2 separate regions of the Homo sapiens genome follow, and region 2 is linked to region 1. The links are chromatin loops, found by intact Hi-C in ENCODE. Cell type or tissue: GM12878. All regions are shown on one strand. Links, peaks and the distances in the headings refer to the core of each region. The heading gives the core; the rest is flanking DNA. Region 1 has its middle 6.2 kb from the start of ZNF281. Region 2 overlaps NR5A2 (nuclear receptor subfamily 5 group A member 2).

What was found. A loop is a pair of places that touch in the nucleus more often than their neighbours do. Peaks named below come from ENCODE experiments on the same cell type or tissue, not always from the same donor. Only the 100,000 strongest peaks of a DNase experiment are listed, where the experiment ranks them.
Region 2: it touches region 1 in a loop (3.0-fold over the local background); 4 of 110 quality-filtered maps call a loop at or near these places.

What each region holds. Positions count from the first base shown.
Region 1 is chr1:200,412,140-200,420,259 of GRCh38, reverse strand. No RefSeq gene overlaps it. Among named protein-coding and RNA genes, the nearest start is that of ZNF281, 6.2 kb to the right of the region's middle. RefSeq lists enhancers at 181-681, 682-1,182, 2,882-3,381, 3,382-3,883. In GM12878, for the core only: no CTCF peak of the experiment used is centred there; a DNase peak (open chromatin) is centred at 4,366; H3K4me3 peaks cover 910 bases; H3K27ac peaks cover 1,781 bases.
Region 2 is chr1:200,149,323-200,157,442 of GRCh38, reverse strand. All of the region lies in intron 7 of NR5A2 (nuclear receptor subfamily 5 group A member 2), which reads right to left. Among named protein-coding and RNA genes, the nearest start is that of NR5A2, 130 kb to the right of the region's middle. RefSeq lists an enhancer at 3,768-3,837. In GM12878, for the core only: no CTCF peak of the experiment used is centred there; DNase peaks (open chromatin) are centred at 3,082 and 3,942; H3K27ac peaks cover 2,616 bases.

The sequences.
Region 1 (8,120 bases), core at 1,970-6,969:
AAAAATTAGCTGGGCGTGGTGGTGCATGTCTGTAGTACCGCTACTAGGGAGGCTGAGGTGGGAGGACTGATTGAGCTCGGGTCAAGGCTGCAGTGAGCCATGATCGCACCACTGCACTCCAGTCTGGGCAACAGAGCGAGACCCTGTCTCAAAAAAAAAAAAAAAAAGAAAAGAAAGAAAGAAAGGAAAGATATTCTCCTTTATGTCACTCAGTATTGCTCTTAGGAAATATTTTTTGTGAAAAATAGATCTTATTATCAGACAGTGGGAACCATGTAGTAACCCATCACGTTCTCTTTCTTGGGTTGGCCACCTGGAGTGAAGTGAAATTCCTGTTGGAATTATTTTATCTTTTCCTGGGCTTCTGGCTTCTTTCAGATTTTATTTTTGGCCAGGTATGGTGGCTCACGCCTATAATCCCAACACTTTGGGAGGCCCAGGCCAGTGGATCACTTGAAGCCAGAAGTTCAAGGCCAGTCCTGGCCAACATGGTGAAACCCTGTCTCTACTAAAAAAACAAAAATTAGCTGGGCGTGGTGGCACATTCCTGTAGTTCCAGCTACTGGGGAGGCTGAGGCAGGGGATTTGCTTGAACTCAGGAGGCAGGGGTTGAGGTGAGCTGAGATCGTGCCATTTCACTCCAGCCTGGGCAACAGAGTGAGGCTCTGTCTCAAAACAAAACACAAAAACAAAAAAAAAAACCCAGATTTTGGCCAGGCGCAGTGGTTCATGCCTGTAATCCCAGCACTTTGGGAGGCTGAGGCGGGTGGATCACTTGAGGTCAGGAGTTCGAGACCAGCCTGACCAACAAGGTGAAACCCCTCTACTAAAAATACAAAAATTAGCTGGGTGTAGTGGTGCATGCCTGTAATCCCAGCTACTTGGGAGGCTGAAGCAGGAGAATCAATTGAACCCAGGAGGCAGAGGTTGCAGTGAGCCAAGCTTGGGCCATTGCACTCCAGCCTGGGCACCAAGAGCGAAACTCCATCTCAAAAACAAAACTAAACTAAACTAAACAAAAACAGATTTTATTTTCAACTACCCAGTGATATACATAGATAGGTATAGTTATATGTATGTACTAAACATATATCTGTATATATTATATATATGAAAATCTATCTATGAGAATAGAAATAAAATATTTATATTTATATATGACTTATGTATATATACATTTTATATATATATGATAGGATAGTTAGAAGTAAAATTTGAAAAAAATCAGAAGCCCAGAAAAAGAGAAAATAATTCTACCAGGAATTTCATTATAGTACATATAATAAATTCATTTTAGCTGGGCACCTGTAGTCTAGCTACTAGGGAGGTTGAGGCAGGAAGATCACTTGAGCCTAGGAATTCGAGGCTGCAGTTGCTATGATCCTGCCTATGAATTGCTACTCCACTCTAGTCTGGGCAAAATAGAGAGGCACTGCCTCTTGAAAACTAAATAAATAAAAATAAAAATGAGGCCACTTAAAAAATAAACACACTTTAAATAAACCCACTTTTTTGTTCAAATTTATTATAGCCCTTATATTAAAATAAGAATCTAGGAAAAAAATCTAATCTTACCTCCAAATCAAATCAATATTTCATTTGTCTGTCTTACATTTCGATCCTTATTCGCGTGCAGATTGTTTTCTATATTTACAGTAACATGATACATAGAATTTTATATTCCACCTCTTTTCTTGACAACATCAGCATGTTTTTCTAGTTTGCTCTGTCTCACTTGTTTCTCCTTTTCTTTTTGTTTTTTGAGATGGAGTTTCGCTCTTGTTGCCCAGGCTAGAGTGCAGTGGCGCGATCTTGGCTCATGGCAACCTCCGCCTCCAAGGTTCAAGTGATTCTCCTGCCTCAGCCTCCCAAGTAGCTGCAATTATAGGTGCTCGCCACCATGCCAGGCTAATTTTTGTATTTTTAGTAGAGACGGGGTTTCACCATGTTGGCCAGCCTGGTCTCCAACTCCTGAACTCTGGTGATCCACCCGCCTTGGCCTCCCAAAGTGTTGAGATTACAGACATGAGCCAACGCGCCCAGCCTGTCTCACTTGTTTCTGACTTACCTCCTCTTCCTCTTATCCTTCCCATTAGGAAACCAGTGACGACGACAACAGTTTGGTGTGCATCCTTGCACATCTTTCTCCTGTGTAATTATTAATAGTTACATTTGGGCAGAAGAAGGGAGAGTTTTGCTATTTGTTTTACAAAAGTAAGAATATATAACATAATGCATCTTTCCTCTTGCTTTTTTTGTTTAACTATGCAAGGACATCCCTCCAGACTAATATAGCTCCAACTCATTCTTTTAGTTGCCTAATATCCTAAGGGATAAAGATACCACAATTTATTCAGTTGTTCTCGTGCTGAAGGGCATTCAAGTTGTTTCTAGTTCTTTGCCACTGTGCACAATGCAGCAACAAGCAACCTCAAAAATACATATCCTTCACACTAACGCTTTTGTTTCTATAGGATGTAATCCCCAAAGCGGGAATTGTTTATAGAAAGTAGATTGGGGCCATGTGCACTGGCTCACGCCTGTAATCCCACCACTTTGGGAGGCTGAGGCAGGCAGATCACGAGGTCAGGAGATTGAGACCATCCTGGCTAACACAGTGAAACCCCCTCTATTAAAAATACAAAAAATTAGCTGGGTGTGGTGGCAGGCTCCTGTAGTCCCAGCTACTCGGGAGGCTGAGGCAGGAGAATTGCTTGCACCTGGGAGGCGGAGGTTGCAGTGAGCCGAGATCATGCCACTGTACTCCAGCCTGGGTGACAAGTGAGACTCTGTCTCAAAACAAAACCAAAATCAAACAAACAAAACAAACAAACAAAAAAAGAAAGATTGGAACAGGATTTGTAAATACATAAAAGTACACAGCATAGTAACATACATTCAAAAAAGTTCAGTAAATGATGACAATAAGAATATTTGACAATACGGTTACCTAGCAGCCTTTTTTTGATGGCAAAAGGTAAGTTTCCCAGCAACCAGAAAGTATACGTCATTGAATGAGAATCTATAAGGAAAGTACAAGAGGCAGAAACTGGCCCATAGCTACTGAAAATCATTGTTACCAACTGCATTTCTTGTTGTACTTGCTAGGTGGAGGACCAGGGTTACTTGAAGCCCTATTACTAAATACTGAGTCCCTAACCCTATGAGCTAATCAAACTGCAATATGCTTTTAATAAACTTGAGCTTTGAAAAGTCTCACCAATTGCATTATCTTGAAGCTAGTGACTTAAGAGTTATGAAGTTGTTGGCTGGGGGCGGTGGCCCACGCCTGTAATCCCAGCACTTTGGGAGGCCGAGGCGGGCAGACCACCCTGGCTAATACTGTGAAACCCCGTCTCTACTAAAAATACAAAAAACTAGCCGGGCATGGTGGTGGGCGCCTGTAGTCCCAGCTACTCGGGAGGCTGAGTCAGGAGAATGGCATGAACCCAGGAGGCGGAGCTTGCAGTGAGCCAAGATCACACCACTGCACTCCAGCCTGGGCGGCAGAGCAAGACTGCGTCTCAAAAAAAAAAAAGAGTTATGAAGGTGTCTATTTAAGACAATGTGTGTGAAAGAGCATTTATTAGGAGTCAAACAGTAATCCTTGGCTCTGCCAACTTGTCAGCATTGTGGCACTTTGAGCAAGCCTCAAAATCCCCATATATAAGAATAAAGCTAATAATACTCACACTGCCTCCTTTGCAATGTTGTAGTGAAGAACAAATGGGTTTATGTAAATGAAAGTGCTTGAGAGAGCTATCCAGATATTAGCACTGTTAATACTATTCTTATTCCTGAGGAGGCAATGTGCTATGTATGGGGCACCTGTCCTGTTCTTTCTGTTGCCAAGAAAGAAAATATTACCACTTAAAAAAGATTGATTCTGTAACAATCATGAAGTGTACTGTAAAAGTACAGATCAATATAACAACAGACTTGATGTCAACCACTGAATCTATTTGCAGATAATGCTCAAGACTTCTAGAACAGTGTAAATATTTACAAAGTCGCCTCAGTTTTCAATGTTTCATAGATAAATGAGAATGAAATCATCAAGAATGTTTTTTTCTCTTTCCCTTAGTTTCTATTTTTAACTTCTGTACAGTATCAGATGTAATATCCTGGTGTTCTTTCCCAACTCCTGGCCCCTGCCCATAAAGTACACGCATGCTACAGGAATCCAGCTACACTTTGGATGCTTCCTGCCCAATTAATGTTATTTTTACTGTGACTAAAGCATTGAGAAATAGGTACCTCTATAGAAAATACTTCATATATTAATACATTACAGATGAACTGTTCTATAAATGGAATAGTAGAAACCACCTAACAGACATGAGAGATCATTCAATTCAGAAATGTGACATACTTTCAGTATTGACTCTTTAGTAGGACAGAATGTTGCTATAAGGAGTTCCAGAAATCACAGTGCCAGTTGAAGTTTGGCAGTTGGTTCCTTCCAGCTGTTTTTAAAGGTATCCTCTCTGCAGGAATTTAAAAGTGGCTCATAGTATGGCTTAAGATGTTTATGTTTAGCTGTTTCTGTTGTGATTCTTCCCTTTGAGAAAATAGGATGTTTTTCTAGTAGTAAAGGGTTTATGAAGTTCTGTGGCATTAGATCTAAATGATCATGACTGTGAATACCTGGTAAAATTAATGGAGAAAAAAGACATCATGTGTGGGGCATACAATTATGGGGCATAAAATTAGTTACAAAAAAACTAATTTTTATTGTTAATGTTATACGTTTCAACTGGTTGTGGCAGCATCAGATAGACACCCCAAGTGAAAGAGAAGCAGAGAGTCCTTGGCATGATTTCAGGTTTCAGACTCCCTCATGGTCTTTAGAAACATCCTTCTGGGGCTTCCTTACCATGCTGTTAGGTGTACATCTGTTGAGGACAGGCAAAAAGAGAAAAAAGCTTTTGAGATGGAAGCTGCCTGTATCTAAAATCCTTTTAAATTCTAAATCCTATTTTCAAAAGGAATATTTTTGTTGTGATCATTTTACATTTAAGGTTAAATGTATTAAAATTAAAAATGTATAATAAGTAACGTGGTAGTGTAGTAAATAAAAATATGAAGCATACTCTACTTTCTCAGTTTACCAAAACGTGGGGAAAAAATAAAACTTACAAGACAGATAAATTACAAGGGTGATTATACCATTATTAAAGTGCTCTTTGATTTTCTTTTTATTTATTTATTTTTTAGAGATAGGATCTCACTCTGTTGCCAGGATGGACTGGAGAGCAGTGGTGCGATCATAGCTCACTGCAGCCTCCAACTTCTGGGCTCAAGTGATCCTCTCACCTCCTGAGTAGCTGAGACTACAAGCATGCAGCACCACGCCCGGCTAACTTTTAAATTTTTGGTAGAGACAGGGTCTTGCTATGTTGCCAAGGCTTGTCTCAAACTCCCAGCCTCAAGCAGTCCTCCTGCCTCAGCCTCCCAAAGAGTTGGGATTACAGGTGTGAACAACTGCACCTGGTTAGCTCTTTGATTTTCAAAGCATCATATAGATTTCACATAAACAGCTGGGTTTCTTATACGGAAATAATAATGCATGTTGTTCAATGTTCAGGAAATTTTATTTGTTCAGGAAATTTTATTTGTTCAGGAACTCATCTATTGTACAAAGCAAAATATTCCTATCTCATAAATAGAATTAAAATTTGAATGACTTACTCTTAAATTTTTATTTATGCAGCAAAATAAGGAATAAAAAATTAACAATTATTGAGGGAAGAGGGACTCTTAATTATCTTAGAGTTTTTACATAAATCAGAAAAAAGATTTTTTTTTCTTAACTATTTAGAATTATCCAGAATTGGAGCAAACAAGTAGCCTATAAAATGAGTACTAAACTCAAGTACTGAGTGGCTTGAATTTAGTCTGCACTAAATGGATCTTGACCAAGGCTACTGGAAGGAGGAAAGTGAGTGTTGGTATTGAACTTTGGGACATCGTGTATACACAGTAAAAAAAAGTGTAGCTATAGTTGAATTTTTAAAAGTTTATTATCAAAATGGAAATTGTTTATTGTTCATAACTCTTCATTAATCATTCTTATTAAAACAAATGTATGTATTGCAACAGTTTTAGTTTCAGAAATTATAAAGGTAGTAGTATTGAATTAGATTTGTTATAATGAATATACCATACTAATGTAAAATGTTAAAAATAGAGGAAACTGGGGATGTATCGGATATATGCAAACTGTTAGTACTATCTTTCTTTGTTGTTTTTTTTTTGAGACGGAGTTTCACTCTTGTGGCCCAGACTGGTATGCGGTGGTGCAATCTCTGCTCACTGCAACCTCCGCCTCCCGGGTTCAAGTGATTCTCCTGCCTCAGCCTTCCTAGTAGCTGGGATTACAGGCATGTGCTACCACGCCCGGCAAATTTTTTATTTTTAGTAACGACGAGGTTTCACCATGTTGGCCAGGCTGGTCTTGAACTCCTGACCTCAGGTGATCTGCCCGCCTCGGCCTCCAAAAGTGCTGGGAATACTGGCAAGAGCCACCGTGCCCAGCCTGAGTACTATCTTATCAATTTTTCTGTAAAACTAAAATTGCTGTAAAAAACAAAGTCTATTTAAAAAGAAACTAAATAAAAACAAGAATCACTAGTTTTATACAATCTCTTTGTTCTGGGATTGTTTCCATTATCTGTAAAATCTAAGCATTCAGAGATAAACAAATATTAAAATATTCCTTTAATATTTTACTTTTGAAAGAATCATATTACTTAACTATTTGAACCATTTCTAGATTTAGTACAGACTCCTATTTAATATTTGGCTTGTTAGTACCTAACAAGAATACTACAATGTAGATTTTTATTTCCTCACTGAAGTGAAAATTTTTTGCTGTCTGTTTTCTCTAAGTTTAAAGCATATAGTTTTATTTTCTTTTAAAAGTTAAGATTTTAGAGTTAAAAGTGAATTTATATTTTCTAATTAATTAAGCATTTTCTAAAGCTAAAGACTAATCAACATCTTTGGAATATTTGTTACATATATAGATTACAATAAAAATGTATGCAGTTCACAACAGATGGTAATGTGAAATTTTATCTCGAGCTGGTATTTCAAGTATTATTTCAAAACCTATTCATACTTATTACCTTAAGTTTATTCTTTTAGCTGCTTTATAATTTTTTTTTTTTAATTTTAACCCTGTTGAAGATTGTAACAAATATATTCTAGTTGCTACAGTCTAAAACAGTGCTTGGAAATACTGATGCTTAGTGTTATTTCTATGATTACTTTAATAACATTTCCTGAGTTTAATTTTTTCATTACCCAGCTATCTTTCAGAACTGGTATATTGATTTTTCTAATTAATATTCTTTGTACTTGGGATGGTATTTTTATTTTGTACTTCTAAAGAATTGAATAGCACAACCATTATAAGTGATGTGCTTGCTATGTTATCATATAAATGCTCAAGGTACACCTTCTAATGTTGAAAAATAGGAAAATAAATTGACCTTGATGAAGTGTGTCTTCTTTTGTCTGTTCCCAGGAAAGTTTATTTCAGGTATTTCTACTGCTGAAATGATTAGCGTTAACAGCTTTTCCCCTCCATTTTATTTTACAGGGTCTCTTCATCTTCCTGATATATGGGGTGTACAACACAGAGGTAAGTCTGCTTGGAGTATCTCAAGGCTGACAGAGTGAATGAGAGAAATGACAGGTTTCTTATCTTGATAACTGAGGAACAAAGTTGGCTTTTCATATGAGTGTCCTACTGCCCTTCATGCTTGGACTAGCTTATATGCATCCCAGCTTACCATTAAACACTGACACCCTGAATAAAGGGACAGCCTCATTTCTCACAGGCGTTGACTAATATTTTACGACTGCCTTAAGTTTTTGAACTTTCAGTCTTTAACACTTAGCTATTGTAGAAAAAAACAAAAACAAAAACAAAAAAACAACTCAGCCTCTCCTATACTCTCACTCAACAATCAACACAGAAGATTTCTGCGACCAAATGTGTAGGGGTTTCTCCCCACACACCGAGCAAGCAATCAATTCTGCAGCAGACACCACTGGGGTGTCCTCCAATTCAATTCTGACACTACCTACCTGGAGACAGCATCAGATCCCCC
Region 2 (8,120 bases), core at 1,042-6,041, 260 kb after region 1:
ATTGGTTTCGTAAGTGCTATGCTCAATTCTAAGGTTTGCATGGAAGGAAACTAAGACTATGTGGTGACCATTCCCTTTCACACCCAGAAATCATTAATTCAAGTGGGGAAAATTGTTTGGTTTTTGCAGATTAATTATAGTCAACTCCTGATTATTTAGCAGAATTATTGATACTTGCATTGAAGTGATTTTAAATCCGTGAACACTGCACTGGCCATAAGACATTGAAATTAGTAAATTGCTCTAAGTTTCAGTTTCCTAATCTTTTAAATGTGTTTTAATAGGAATTACCACAAGGTAGGACAGTGCCTGGCTTATAAAGTATCATCTGTTTCATCTTTCTGCAATGATGACTTAATTGAACAAGAAATATCTCTTCCACCTTTGAAGTCCACCCAGTGCTATTATAAGGAAAGGTCAGATATGATTTATCCCAAGCCTAATGTATCAGTCAGCATATACAGAGAGCGGCTCTGTTAAGATGTCGGCAATATAGATGCTCCAACTTACGATGGGGTTATGTCTCAATAAGCCCATCGTAAGTTGAAAATATTATCACAAATTCATTTACTACACCTAACCTTCTGAACATCATAGCTTAGCCTAGCCTGCCTTAAATGTGCTCAGAATACTTACATTAGCCCACAGTTGGACAAAATCATCTAACCAAAAACTTATTTTATAATAAAGTGTTGAGTATCTCATGTAATTTATTGAATACTGTACTGAAACTAAAAAACAGAATGGGCCAGGTGCGGTGGCTCACACCTGTAATCCCAGCACTTTGGGAGGCCGAGGCGGGTGGATCACGAGGTCAGGAGTTCAAGACCAGCCTGGTCAAGATGGTGAAACACCCTCTCTACTAAAAATACAAAAATTAGCCGGGTGTGGTGGGGGGGCACCTGTAATCCCAGCTACTTGGGAGGCTGAGGCAGGAGAATTGCTTGAACCCGGGAGGCAGAAGTTGCAGTGAGCAGAGATCACGCCACTGCACTCCAGCCTGGGTGACAGAGTGAGACTCCGTCTCAGAAAAACCAGAATGGTTGTATGGGTACTTGAAGTATGGTTTCTACTGGATGTGGATTGCTTTGCAGCATCGTGAAGTCAAAAAGTTGTTTCAGTAGTCATAATATTCTGAGTTGCTCTGACCTCTCCCCTGAGGGAGGATGCAGGTTTGCTGACGTTCCCACAACTGTGGGTGCCACTCCTATGCCCCCTACAGAAGCCCTCTTTGGAGTTTACCCTATAGAACTATTACTGTCTTATAGGGATTTTCAAAACTGAAGTGTTAAGGATGTAAAACAAAACCCTAGACTCTTCACATGACCCCCATGGTGGCTCAGTAAATATACCCACAGCAAGTTCAGAGGCAGCCCACGACCACTCATAGTTCTCTAAGTTTCAGTTGGTAATAAAGCTTTCATCTTGGGAAGTAGTGGATTTAAGTAACTGTTGAAAATTTGATTTTTGGGCCAGGCGCGGTGGCTCACCTCTGTAATCCCAGCACTTGGGGAGACTAAGCGGGTGGATCACTTGAGGTCAGGAGTTCGAGACCAGCCTGGCCAACATGGCGGAACCCCGTCTCTACTAAAAATACAAAAATTAGCTGGGCATGGTGGCTGGCACCTGCAATCCCAGCTACTTGGGAGGCTGAGGCAGGAGAATCGCTTGAACCCAAAAGGTGGAGGTTGCAGTGAGCCAAGATCGCACCATTGCACTCCAGCCTGGGTGACAGAGTGAGACTGTCCAAAAAAAAAAAAAATTTTTTTATTATTATCTGTGGATTCAGCATTGTCATTAATCCTCCATTAACAGAAGGAAATCAGGAATAGCTTTGTAAGTTCCAAAATAGTGAAATACATCACAAATAGCAAACTGGTAGTCGACCTGGCAGTGGCCAAAGCCAATGATGACTTTACAACATCTCACTTCTACATGAGGCTTTTTCAAGATTTTAAAGCAAACACTTCTTTAAGGCATTAGACACATCTCTAAAAACCAATTCTTGAAAGGCCTGTCTTTCTCCAAGTCTACTGTATAATTATTACAGTAAGATTTATAATTTATATAATTATAGAGTTGCTTCATTTTATCTCTATCTTTTGTGCTTCATTTTAAACTTAATGAATGTGCCATTTGGATGCAGAAAGGTTTTTTAAAGAAAAAATGCATAAATGTTAGATTGTGTGCACAGAACAACTGTTTATCTGATGTGATTATTATGGATTGCATGCCTGTATCAAAACATTTAATGCTATCTCAGGATTATCAATCTTAATCCCACTTCTGCATTGGTTGGTGGTGGAAGTGGGATAAGAGCCTAGTACTTACTCTCACTGTTCAGATGACCTTAAGAAGTCCACTGGATTCTAAAGTTTTGCCCTCACAAGCTGCACTTCCACCCTCCTGAAGCTTTATTGAATCTTAGTCCCGGAGTTGTAAACATAGATATTCCTAAATCTCAGTTCACAAAGGGGAACCACCCCTCCTTGGAGGCTGGAATGCGTAGAAACCTTGTTGGGTAGGTAAAATAAAAGCATCTTTTTAAGCTTCTGAGAGAGCTTCCAGCCACTAAGGCAGGTGCCAGAAGAGAAGACGTGGGTAGATAGCAGTCAACATGAACTGGACATTAGTGTGTGAACAAGCAGCTTACTGACTTGTCCATCATTATCTCTAGAAGACCCTTCCTAAATGTTCTGCTGAAACTCTCATAATGCCTTTCTTTTTAAAAATTTACTTATTTCTTTATTTTTAAAGATAGGGGTCTCACTATGTTGCCCAGGTCAGATTCAAACTCTTGGCCTTGTGTGTTCCTCCTGCCTCAGCCTCTGCAGTAGCTGGGGCTACAGGCATGTGCCACTGCATCTGGCTCTCCACAGCTCCTTTAATGACCAGTTTATCTACTTGCAAGTGGTGGACAGTGGTGGGGCCACCAGAGACCACCACCATCTCTCTGGTACTTGAGTATCACCCCATTGCTCTCTGGTGACTCATCAGGGCTGGTGATTATTGTTATCAACTGAACCCAATGCACAGCCACAGGTTCCCTCCCACACTGCAAGACTTTGCATGTTTTGGTCTAGAGGCAGTTAAGAGAGGATGTCAAGTGTGAGCCCAGCTATCAGTAAGTAGGAAGTCTAACACAGGAAATAACACCATCTGTGAGGCTGGCAATAGCACACTCCCACAAAAGTACTCTTAATCATGCTTACACACACACACAACTTCAGGACTGCTGAAACAACCCTGAAAGGTACATATATTGAGGAGCTGGAGGAAGCAAGAGCAGACAGGGAACCCCTGTGGAAGGAAAGATACTTCTGGAAATAATGTGGTGAAAGTGAAAAATATATTTGTAAAACAAAAATATCCAAAATTATTTTTCTTACCATAATTTGCATAAATAACACACCAATTTAAGAATGCAACTGAATCACAGAATAACATTTATGTCAGTGCAATTTTAGAATCCTCTTTTTGACATATGAACTAATTTTGTTCTTTTTTCTTAATTAGAAAATTCAAATCTTACATGATTAGGGAATGAAATAATTATAATCATAATTGTCTTTGCTTTCATCTGTGTTTGATTTTCTATCTACTTCTCTTTCCTTTTCTTTTCCCTCCATCCCTCTATCTCCCCCTCCATACCTTTCCTCCTTCCTTTTATTTTTTCTTACCTAAAGTAAGAAACAAAGTAAGTACTTGCTCATACATTATTGTCTCATTCTTAGTACATTTTCAATTCCTGCTTAAAATGCATTCTTTCACTATACCTGTTTTAAAAAATGTATTAAACAGCTACTAGATGTATAGATGTCTAACCAGCAACCTCTCTGGCAGGGAGCCGTAAGGTTGATGGCATAATTACTGTCATTCTGGATTTCCCCATCATTTTGACCCTATAGGGCTTGGAACAGCTGGGTTGGAAAGCCCCTACTGTGCATAATATCCTGTTCTGGGTTTTCTGCCAGAGCTCGTACCCTCTGTTGACTGCACATCACAGCAGTGCAGGGATGCTGCGACATTCTCAGAGCCAACATTCTCCTATGTGGCTCAGGGGAAGCACCAGCTTATTTGGTATTAGGGTTCAGTATGTCATGGAAGGATTTCTTTTTAACTATGTGAAAAAAGCATGTGGAAAGAATGTACTTTTAACAGGAGCATGAGTGCTACCTTGAGGAAAGTGTTAGCTGAATTCACAGAGAATCTGTAATCATCCAAATGCTATTCCACTCTACTTAGACTTCCATTTCTTGTAAGGACAACTACTCTAAAGTAGGCTTTAGATAAGTACTACTGCATATAAGTAACATGCAAAACACCAGCCAGGAAAGTAGCAAAAGGAATAAACGAAAGCAAGAGTGTAATTAAGATTGGCAATGCATGAATTATTTTCACTGTTTTAATTGTCAGGGACACTGGCAAATAGAAAGGCTAACCTTGCAGATGTCATTGCTACCTGGTTTGCTGGGGAAAAGAGGATCTTCCTCTTGGGCTGTGGTGCAGGAGAGAGCCTGTTGCCAGTTTCTCAGCATCCTCTGATGAAACCAGCAAAGACTAATTAATCTTTTCACAGTCCTTGCAGAGCATACCTTTTGGAGCATTAAACTCTCAATGTAGTGACCATAGCTGAATGGCAGTTCATTCTGTTGTTAGAATGTCAAAGGCAAATGCAAAATTCTCACATAATTTTTGGGTGCATAGAAAAACGAAATAGAAAAAAAATCCACAAAAGTTGGGAAAACTATGAAAAAAATGGGATATTTGAAAATTTTATCATTTAAATATTCCTCCCTTCCCCTAAAACAAAACAGATGCCCAAAAATCAAACCACTTGTTCAAATTCATCAGTATTTTAAAATGGTATTTTGGGGAAGTTAACCTGGTACTCAAGGTTTTAGTTTGTTTCCTGTTTGTTACTGTAATATTTCAAAACACATTTTTGTAGTTTCTTAACATTCTTATATGAACATAAAAATTATCAGGCACGTTTTTGCCTTCTTGCTAAATATATTATCTCTAAAGATAAAAAATAACTGGAGTTTGGACTTGGATCATAACAGTAACATATGGAAAACCTTTATGTAGATCATAACTATCAGAAAGTAATGAACTAATTACTTAAATATATAGATCTGAATACATTCATTGCACATGTTAAGATTGGGAATTCCATGGGATTTATGATTTGTACATGGTTCAGATTCAGGACTTGTTAGGATTTGCTTTGGAAATCTCTTTATGTTGCCCAAATTGATGCTGAAATGCTAGAGAACTTCTGAGGCCTTGAGAGTCCCCCACCCAGACTATCAGTTCATACATTCTCTTTTTCAGCAGTCTCAATTTACATGCACTAATTGGTAGCTAATGTGCTCCCAAAGGCAAATAAAGGTATTTGTTGCTTTAAAATCCTAAGTCTTTTTCTTTTTCCAACATGTGCTTGGAAAGAGAATAAAACTTTGCATATGTATGTCTGGGACTCCTGGATCTGATTAAGACCCTGGTAATATTACTCTGTATTCACACAGTTCTTAGGGTCCTCATTGCTTGGCTGGGTGTTGAGCGCATGACTATTGCAGCATGCACTTCAGCCAGTGGTGACTTTCTGCTTACGCAGTCAATCTAGTAAATACTAATTCAGTATTTCCTCCCACTATCCTGATGACCTTAAGAAGACAAATGCAAAAGAAAACCAGAAACAAAAACCACGTAGGAATCGCATTAAATACCTTTATATTCACTTTGGAAATGCTGTGCTCATTTTGAAACATGATAATGCCTCCTGTCCATTCCCTTTGAGAGATTTTATAGGGTCTCTGTGCTTCCATGTAGAATATGATACTATTTTATAATTTTTCTATAGTTGATTTTTCTAATGCAGTCTGGGAAAAAAACAGTTGAGTGTTGTACACCTTCCATGGTGAGCATCTAACAAGTTGTGCTCTTGCAGCGGGGGGCTCTTTACTTGATGTACACAGTAATGAAAGCTCGCTATTGATTTTTCTGTAGCTGCTTGTAACTATTATAGTTGATACATCAATAGAAAAGGAAAGCACAATGTTTCATGGGAGGCAGAAAATCAGAATACATGATGCTCTGACAGTAAATCATGGCATAATCTTAAGAATTGATAGATGGTTCCTGCTAACTTGAAACCCATGGCTTTCTCTAAAAAGACAGTCCTATAATCGCCCAATATGTCCTAACAGACTGACTGCCCAGAACGATGCTAAAAGACACAAGACAATGTTTCATCTTCTAAAGAAGGCTTTTTTTCCCCCTTCCAGTGGGATGAGTGAAAGACATTTCAGCTAGATGGTTTGCAGTCAAGGAGACCATTTTCCTCCCAGCCCCACCTTTCTAGAATTGAAATGCCTTACACTCCAAGAAAGCTCAGAGAGCAGGTCATTTCTGAGAACAGCAAACAACAGGGAGGAAAAACAAACAAATGAACCAACCAAAAAATCAACTACCTTCAATTCTTAACTCCCACGGGTCCTGGAATGAAACAGAGCACTCTTGTGGAACCTGGGCGTTGCTAGTGAAGAGGCGATTAGGCTGAAAGGACTTGCACTGCAGCGGTTTCTGACCTCTAAGAGTACCCAGAGTCCTATGACTCATGGGTGATGTTCTTCTTATGTGATTAGAGACATGGTTGGAAAATGCCTGGGGCATTAGGAAGGCCTGCATTCTGCCTTTCCAGAGCCTTTTTAGAAATCTTAAATCAATAGTGAAGACTTCTAAACTGGTGTGATATCTTATGATCTCTCTTCTCTCTCCCAACCCTCTACTCATCTTCACTGAATATTTTTTTTGACATTTAAATACACAGGGTTAACTCTAAAACAATTATACCTACACTGAACTTTCAGTGTTTAAGCCATTTTACAAGCATCTCGTAATTAGCCCATTAATTACTGGAGCTTTGAGCATTGTTTGAAGCTCTTCCCCATCAAATGTATGAATTATTTAACAAGAAGCTCTAATTCTAAGTGGTACTGATAATCATCCAGAGTCTTACTGTTGTAGCATAGAGGCATTAAATATAGATGATAGTTACTAGAGTTCAAGATTGTTTTTGTCTTTACACCATGTTGATGCTATAAAAACAAGTTAGTGATGGATAAACTGGTTTACCTATTAACTCCTTGAATGAATAGTACAATTTCATATTTCCTCCACTAAATGTCTACCAAGGATGACACAAGATGGTTTAGGTTCATAAGTTTTAATTTGATTTTGGTTTCCTTTTATGTGTCATTCTGGGGATTTCATGAATTGACATAACAAAACAAGAAGTATAGGAGAGAGTGCTCCTTCAAATTGCTCCACTTGGCTTCTAAGCAATTAATGTTTATCCATCCAACCAACCATCCATCCATCCATCCATCCATCCATTATATGCTGCTTGAACACCTATTGCAAAGCTTTGGAGTTATACGCTTTACATAAGTGATATAAACTCTGGAACGAATGACTTGGATATTATCATTACTGCATGGAGGTAACTACAAAATGCCATAGGGGATTCAAGCAAATATCTTCAAAGAAGCAACATTTAGTGAGACCCTAAATGATGAATAGTAGTTCATATGTAGAAATATTGGTGAAATCATTATAGGCACAGATACCTACTGTATGGTTAGTCTTGTGCTAAGTACAGTTGGGATATAAAAGCAATGCAGGATGAGTTCCCTGTTGATGAGGAGCCCACAATATGTGCACTCCCGGCATTGTGATGCACACACACTGCTGGCGTATGGTTTTCTGAGTGTGTGCTATTACCGCCTACAATTGGCCTCAGGTGCTACTGCTGACAGCTGTCAGGTTCCTTTGTGCATGGGCCTTTCCTTGGTCTCACCCCAATTTGCTGCGTGTTGAGGGGAATACGTGGATGTGACAACATAGCTGTGGGTTGCTTCCAAGTACTAGTGAGTCAGTGGCCAACAGACTAATATAATGGGTCACAATCAGAATAAAAAAGAGGCTGTTAGCCTCGGCAGCAGTCAAGTAATCCCAGGACCCATGAAGGGCAAGGCATAACTACACGGTAGCCAGTGCAGAAGATACACGGTGAATCAAAGCCAACTGTTGTGGGAAACACCTTTGGCCACGCA